Linked DNA regions of Homo sapiens: region 1 is linked to region 2. A link is an interaction called in ENCODE POLR2A ChIA-PET data of the cell type or tissue named here. Cell type or tissue: CD4-positive, alpha-beta T cell. All regions are shown on one strand. Region 1 overlaps CAPG (capping actin protein, gelsolin like). Region 2 overlaps GGCX (gamma-glutamyl carboxylase).

Region 1 (4,000 bases), 150 kb after region 2:
GACATCCAGGCTCCACCTAGAGAGTCTGGTTTTAATGAGTCCAATATGGAAGCTAGTCACTGGGGTTTTTCTTTCTTATTTTTCTGTAAATTACTTTTTTTTTTTTTTTTTTTTGAGACAGAGTCTCACTCTGTCACCCAGGCTGGAGTGCAGTGGTGTGATCTCGGCTTACTGCAACCTCCACCTCCCAGGTTCAAGCAATTCTTGTGCTGCAGCCTCCCAAGTAGCTAGGATGACAGGTGTGCGCCACCACGCCCAGCTAATTTTTGTATATTTTGTAGAGACAGGATTTCACCATGTTGCCCAGGCTGGTCTTGAACTCCTAAGCTCAAGCATTCCACCTACCTCAGTCTCCCAGTGTGCTGGGATTACAGGCATGAGCCACCATGCCTGGCTGGCACTGGGGTTTTTCAAAAGCCCCCAAATGATTCTAATGTGCAGGTGAGCATTTGACACTGTTCTGGACAGAATTCACTGGCACTACTACCATCACTTTGAACATATGTTCAAAATATGGGTGATCAAGCCCCATTCCAGACCTGTGGAATCAGAATCCCCAGACCAGGGGCTTGGGCACTGTTAAAGAAAAAAAATATGGCCCAGGCGCAGTGCCTCACGCCTGTAATCCTAGCACTTTGGGAAGCCAAGGTGGGCAATCACTGGAGGTCAGGAGTTCAAGACCAGCCTGACTGACATGGTGAAACCTCACCTCTACTAAAAGTACAAAAAATTAGCCAGATGTGGTGGTGCACGCCTCTAATCCCACTACACAGGAGGCTGAGGCAGGAGAATTGCTTCAACTCAGGAGGCAGAGGTTGCAATGAGCTGAGACTGTGCCACTGCGCTCCAGCCTGGGCAGCAGAGTGAAACTCTGTCTCAAAAAAAAAAAAAAGAAAATTACTAAGAGGAAACATCAAGGGTAAAGAGATTCTGGCTAGACTGAGCTAACAGGATTCCTTTTTTTTTTTGAGACGGAGTTTCGCTCTTGTTGCCCAGGTTGGAGTGCAATGGCATGATCTCAGCTCACTGCAACCTCTGCCTTCCGGGTTCAAGTGATTCTCCTGCCTCAGCCTCCCGAATAGCTGGGATTACAGGCATGAGCCACGAAGCCCAGCTAATTTTGTATTTTTAGTAGAGATGGGGTTTCTCCATGTTGGTCAGGCTGGTCTCGAACTCCCGACCTCAGGTGATCTGCCCGCCTTGGCCTCCCAAAGTGCTGGGATTACAGGCATGAGCCACTGTGCCCGGCCCCTAACAGGATTCTTGCTGAATACAGGCCAGAGTGATCAGACATCACTGGGGCGGCGGGGGCAGGGTGTTGAGGAACCCAATCAGATATCCACGATTATCAGATCGACCAGATATCAAGGGTAGGGGGTTCTAGGTAAATGGCCTTAGCAGGGTTCTTTTGCTAAAACCGGATTTTACAAGCACACAGATGGGCCTACGGGGTGGTTCAGAAGCCTAGTTAAAGTTTGGCCAAGCAAAGAATCTTTGTCAGTACCGACATTTTAATAAGGTCCCAAGGTCATTCTAATGAGCAGCCAAACTCCTTTCTTTTCTTTTTTTTTTTTTGAAACCGAGTCTCACTCCATTGCCCAGGCTGGAGTGCAGTGGCATGGATCTTGGCTCACTGCAACCTCCGCCTCCCAGGTTCAAGTGATTTCCGGATAATTTTTGTGCTTTTAGTAGAGACGGGGTTTCACCATGTTGGCCAGGCTGGTTTCGAACTCCTGACCTCAAGTGAACTGCTCACCACGGCCTCCCAAAGTGCTAGGATTACAGGCGTGAGCCACCGCACCCGGCCTGCCAAACCCCTTTCATCCAAACCCTGATGTGGCTCTCTGGCATGTAGGCTGCCTGATTTTGAGTTAAACACAGAATGAAAAATAGTAAAGGTGACAATTGGCGCACTCCGTGTCTCATTCTTGAGCGCTCCCTGATGGCTTGAGCTTGGGGCAGCCACTTCACCAGCTCAGGCCTGAGTCACAGGCTGGGCTGCCTGTTGCAGGGGATGTGGGCACAGCATGTGATCCTCTGTGGGATGGAGAAACGTTAAAGTTTCCCTCCGCAAACCTCTGCTCTCTGCATGTCCTCTTCCGGAATCGTGGTGCCAAAATATGCCTTCCACTATTTTGTAGGTTGGGAAAGGAAAAGGAAAGTCATAATTCACACAGCATTTCACATCCATTATCACTGCCCTTGACCTGTCCCTCTTTGTTTCCTACTCAGACTTAATACCTTCTGCTCTGTCATCTGCCTTCCCCCTACCCCTGACTTCCCTGGCCCCTGCGAAATATTGCACTTCCTGATCCTGCTGCCCCAGCCCCCAAGAATCTCCTAATGGTGCCAGCTTGCATTTTTACCCTCCAATTCCCCAAGCCCTTACCCTGTGCCACTGGGGCTCATCTTACACAAACTCTGTCCAAATGGATGCACAGCATGAATTGTATTATGTACGAAGTGCATGCTGGCTCTGTGATCTCTGCATTTTGAGCCAAAAAAAGAAATCCTCTAGTGATGGGAACCTATGAAAGCGACAGTGAGTGGAGCCGTAGCTGTTGCATTTTCTGAATTTTTTAAAAAGATAATATCTTTTTAAAAAATACTTGCGTTTAGCATTTTTTCCCTTGAATGACTTTTGTCCAGAAAAAGTGTTCATCATTCTGGCATTTGAGGGAAGCTGGGCATACAGAATTGATAGCTGATGCCTGGGAGTGGGTGAAATTTCTCAGGGAGGGAGTTTAGAATTAGAGCAGCCATTAAATATAATGTTAGGTGAAGGGTTTTTGTTTGTTTGTTGTATTTTAATAGATGCCTTTTTAACAGGTTAAGGAAATTTCTTTCTATTCCTAGTTTGTGGGTAAAAAAAAAATTTTTTTTTTTTTTTTGAGAGGGGGTTTTACTCTGTCATCCAGGTTGCAGTTCAGTGGCATGATCTTGGCTTACTGCAGCCTCTATCTCCTGGGCTCAAGCGATACTCACTCCTCAGCCTCCTGAGTAGCTGGGATCTGGAATTACAGGCTTGCACTACCACATTTGGCTGATTTTTATTTATTTTATTTTATTTTATTTTTTTGAGACAGAGTCTTGCTCTGTCACCCAGGCTGGAGTGCAGTGGCACAATCTCAGCTCACTGCAACCTCTGCCTCCTGGGTTCAAGCAATTCTCCTGCCTCAGCCTCCCAAGTAGCTGGGATTACAGACGCATGCCACCATGCCCAGCTAATTTTTGTATTTTAGTAGAGACAGGGTTTCACCATGTTGGCCAGGCTGGTCTCGAACTCCTGACCTCGTGATCCACCCACCTCGGCCTCCCAAAGTGCTGGAATTACAGGTGTGAGCCACTGCACCTGGCCTTGGCTGATTTTTAAAATTTTTGTAGGGTTGTGGTCTCCTTATATTGCCCAGGCTTGAAAAAATTTTAAACTAGGAATGAATGTAGAATTTTGCTAAATGCTGTTTCTGCATCTATTGAGGTGATTACACATACATGTTTGTTAATAGGGTGTATAGCATTGATTTTCAAATTTTGGCCTGTTTTTTTTTTTTTTGCGTTGTGAGCGGCTTTATTTATTTATTTTAAATTTATAATTGACAGATAATAATTGCACATACTTAGCAGGAGCAGTGTGATGTTTCATTGTACATATGCAATGTATGTGTATATATTGTATAATGATCAAATCAAGGTAATTAGCATATCCATCACTTTAAACATTTATCATTTCTTTGTGATGATAACATTCAAATCCTCTCTTCTGGCTATCTTGAAATATACACTGCATTATTATTAGCTATCATCACCCTGATTTTCAGATATTAAACCAACCTTGCATTCCTGGGATAAACCTCATTTGGTCATCATGGTTTATTTTTTATATATTATTTGATTTCATTTGCTAAAATTTTGTTAATTTTTTTTTTTTTTTTTTTTTTTTGAGATGGAGTCTCACTCTGTCACCCAGGCTGGAGTACAATGGCATGGGCTTAGCTCACTG
Region 2 (4,000 bases):
ATTGAACCCAGGGCAGTCACTATGAAGTAGGCATAAATGGGGATAAGAGGACTGGGGCTTCTGGGCTCAGTTAGTATGTTGTACAGTAGGGAATCTCCAGGAAGAACAAATATCTTACAGTTAAGAACTACTTTGTGGCCGGGCTTGGTGGCTCAGGTTTGTAATCCTAGCACTTTGGGAGGCCGAGGTGGGTGGATCACCTGAGGTCAGGAGTTCGAGACCGGCCTGACCAACATGGTGAAACCCCGTCTCTACTAAAAATACAAAAACTTAGCTGAGCATGGTGGCGCATGCCTGTAATTCCAGCTACTTGGGAGGCTGAGGCAAGAGAATCGCTTGAACCCAGGAGGCAGAGGTTGCAGTGAGCTGAGATCACGCCACTGCACTCCAGCCTGGGCGACAGAGAAAGACTGTCTCAAAAAAAAAAGAAGAACTACTTTCCTTTTCAGTGGAACACCTGGGAGAAGTCTCCTAAGGGAACGGGGTTGAAGAGGCCCAGCCAAACTCCTGAAATATGTATTTTCTCCCTGCTTTCCTAGGTATGTTCTCCTACGTCATGCTGGCCAGCAGCCCTCTCTTCTGCTCCCCTGAGTGGCCTCGGAAGCTGGTGTCCTACTGCCCCCGAAGGTTGCAACAACTGTTGCCCCTCAAGGCAGCCCCTCAGCCCAGTGTTTCCTGTGTGTATAAGAGGAGCCGGGGCAAAAGTGGCCAGAAGCCAGGGCTGCGCCATCAGCTGGGAGCTGCCTTCACCCTGCTCTACCTCCTGGAGCAGCTATTCCTGCCCTATTCTCATTTTCTCACCCAGGTTTGTAGGGGCTGTGGAGTGTACAGCAAAGGCTGGACTTAGAAAGGAACGGATGACAATAGTTGGGAAAGAATGGGGCTGGTTTTGCAGCCCCTTCTTGGTAGGGGATGGGGTCAGTGTGAGAAGCATTGAGCTGATTCCCCTCTGTGCTGCCTTCCCAGGGCTATAACAACTGGACAAATGGGCTGTATGGCTATTCCTGGGACATGATGGTGCACTCCCGCTCCCACCAGCACGTGAAGATCACCTACCGTGATGGCCGCACTGGCGAACTGGGCTACCTTAACCCTGGGGTGAGATGTCTGATGCTGACAATTTACTGTTCTTCAGAGCCCCCTTGTGCTTTGGGGTCTGGTTTTGTCTTACACACACCATAAAGCAAAACAAATTTGAGTCTGCTTTGCCTTTTCTCAAGAGCCAGATTGAACTATCTTTTATGTGGGTTGAGATAGGGCAATGCATTCATTTCCTTGAACTGAGATTAGATTCAGGAAAAGTAAGCACCACTAGCCCAACAATGAAAAATTCATTCCCAAAGGCAAGTTCCATTTTTTTCTAGCCAGAATGGGCAGCAGGCAGGGATCTCGTTGTGCCATTGGCAGTGCATGACATGTCTTGGAAGTTGATAATGATGAGGTGGGACTAATATGGGGGTTTGGGGCAGGTATTTACACAGAGTCGGCGATGGAAGGATCATGCAGACATGCTGAAGCAATATGCCACTTGCCTGAGCCGCCTGCTTCCCAAGTATAATGTCACTGAGCCCCAGATCTACTTTGATATTTGGGTCTCCATCAATGACCGCTTCCAGCAGAGGTGGGCAAGGGGAGCAGAGAGTGGGAAAAAATGAAGCACAGTTCTTTTTACCAAGATGAACAGCCCTTGCTTCCTGGTATTGTCTTGCTTAAAAAGCTGTCCTTCCTCTAGTGCATGTCCCCCTTGATCTGGTTGTGGGCATAGCTGGTTGCTTCCAGCAGGGGGCACCATCATCCAGGAGAAAAGTGAGTTGACTTGTTCTTTTAGACACTGTTGACATAATACCTTCTCAGGTAGCTACTAACCCCCATTATACCCAGTGCTCCAGATCTCTTCTGCCTTCTTTCTCTGCCCTGGACTGGCAATAACATGCTGACACAGGCCATTTCTTCTTCTATTCCCTGTCCTTAGGAATGATGATGAAAGGGAGAGAACTGGAAGTTCTGGTGGGTGGGTGGCTGTGATGTCCTTAGAACATGGTTTTCTTTCCTAAGGATTTTTGACCCTCGTGTGGACATCGTGCAGGCCGCTTGGTCACCCTTTCAGCGCACATCCTGGGTGCAACCACTCTTGATGGACCTGTCTCCCTGGAGGGCCAAGTTACAGGAAATCAAGAGCAGCCTAGACAACCACACTGAGGTGGTCTTCATTGCAGATTTCCCTGGTATGGAGGAAAGTGAGGAGAGGCTTTTCTGTCTTTCCTTCTGGCTTCCTTGGCCAGGGACATTCCATGTGGTGGGAGGGGAGAGGGAATGTTTTTGAAACCTAAGGGGATGATGGTGGTAAAGGTGTGATGTCTCTGTTCTGGCTGGGAGTGAGTTCACTCTGCCATGGGGTGGGATGATGAACTCTGTTGGTCTGGCAGGACTGCACTTGGAGAATTTTGTGAGTGAAGACCTGGGCAACACTAGCATCCAGCTGCTGCAGGGGGAAGTGACTGTGGAGCTTGTGGCAGAACAGAAGAACCAGACTCTTCGAGAGGGAGAAAAAATGCAGGTATTTTGCTGGGATTAACAACAGCAGAAAGAACTGAGTGCAGTAGCTCACACCAGTAATCCCAGCTTCTTAGGAGGCTGAGGTGGGAAGCCAGGAATTCACAGTGAGCCTGAGCAACAGAGTGAGACCCCATCTCTAACAATTTAAAAAACAATGGCAGAAAGCTTAGATGAGCAAGATTCACTTATTATAGACTGAAAATATTTTACCATAGCAGTAATGCAGTGGAGCTCAAAAAACAAGGGCCCCTGGGACTGTGAAGAGCCTCATCCAGGATTCTAGAGGTCCGTTACTTTCGATTCCAAAACACAATTGAGTAGAAAGAAGCCAAGAGTCATAGAGTAGGGAGGCCATAAGCTGGCTAGAGAAAAGCTGATGAAATTTATCCATTTCTTCTCCCTTGTCAGTTGCCTGCTGGTGAGTACCATAAGGTGTATACGACATCACCTAGCCCTTCTTGCTACATGTACGTCTATGTCAACACTACAGAGCTTGCACTGGAGCAAGACCTGGCATATCTGCAAGAATTAAAGGAAAAGGTGGAGAATGGAAGTGGTGAGTGTATGAACATTTGGGCTGAGATAGCCTCTGGTTTCAAGAAGTCAGGGTTATGAATGATGTTCTAGCCATTCAAGAATGAACTTGAAGTCTCTAGCTGGCAGAAGAGGAGTTCTAAGGGGAGAGAGTGATCCATCTCAGTGATTCCTCTTTTTTCTGTCTTCCGGGCAGAAACAGGGCCTCTACCCCCAGAGCTGCAGCCTCTGTTGGAAGGGGAAGTAAAAGGGGGCCCTGAGCCAACACCTCTGGTTCAGACCTTTCTTAGACGCCAACAAAGGCTCCAGGAGATTGAACGCCGGCGAAATACTCCTTTCCATGAGCGATTCTTCCGCTTCTTGTTGCGAAAGCTCTATGTCTTTCGCCGCAGGTAAGTTCACAACAATATTTGTCATTGCCATCATATGTTGGCAAGCTTGGTAACTTTCCCCTGGGGAGAGTAACTCTAGAGACTGTCATACAGGAAAGGACAGTTTAGCTCTAGGTATCTTTTCCTGCCATTCTTCTTGATTTACTGGAAGAATAAGTGGCCTATATCTGATGGCCTGCTTTCTTGTTCTGCCTCAGCTTATCTCCAGCCTCTCTGTGGGCTGTTCCTACCCTATCCTGGAATCCTCTACCAGACTGTATAAAGAGTGGTGTACCCTTCCAGCTGGGAGATGGAGGGTCACTTGGGGGGAGATTCCCATATATGCCTGTGTGGGAGGAGTGAGGACCAGGTGCCTTCTAAGGGCTTTAGCTGAAATTCTTCTGGTGAAACAGGAGTTTGAACTTGGTCGGCTTTTTCCTGTTTTTCAGCTTCCTGATGACTTGTATCTCACTTCGAAATCTGATATTAGGCCGTCCTTCCCTGGAGCAGCTGGCCCAGGAGGTGACTTATGCAAACTT

The links. ChIA-PET counts read pairs that join two places held together with the same protein. Peaks named below come from ENCODE experiments on the same cell type or tissue, not always from the same donor. Only the 100,000 strongest peaks of a DNase experiment are listed, where the experiment ranks them.
Region 1: POLR2A ChIA-PET joins it to region 2 with 5 read pairs; 31 of 35 experiments call an interaction of 5 or more read pairs at or near these places.

What each region holds. Positions count from the first base shown.
Region 1 is chr2:85,403,827-85,407,826 of GRCh38, reverse strand. All of the region lies in intron 1 of CAPG (capping actin protein, gelsolin like), which reads left to right. Among named protein-coding and RNA genes, the nearest start is that of CAPG, 4.5 kb to the left of the region's middle. RefSeq lists an enhancer at 1,966-2,015. In CD4-positive, alpha-beta T cell, no CTCF peak of the experiment used is centred here; a DNase peak (open chromatin) is centred at 1,996; H3K4me3 peaks cover 543 bases; H3K27ac peaks cover 924 bases.
Region 2 is chr2:85,550,037-85,554,036 of GRCh38, reverse strand. It overlaps GGCX (gamma-glutamyl carboxylase), which reads left to right. Exons shown (of 15, transcript NM_000821.7): 8 at 540-805; 9 at 967-1,098; 10 at 1,470-1,621; 11 at 2,056-2,225; 12 at 2,427-2,557; 13 at 2,965-3,112; 14 at 3,287-3,482; 15 at 3,911-4,000. Among named protein-coding and RNA genes, the nearest start is that of GGCX, 9.5 kb to the left of the region's middle. In CD4-positive, alpha-beta T cell, CTCF peaks have their summits at 1,564 and 1,769 (motif pointing right); a DNase peak (open chromatin) is centred at 1,786.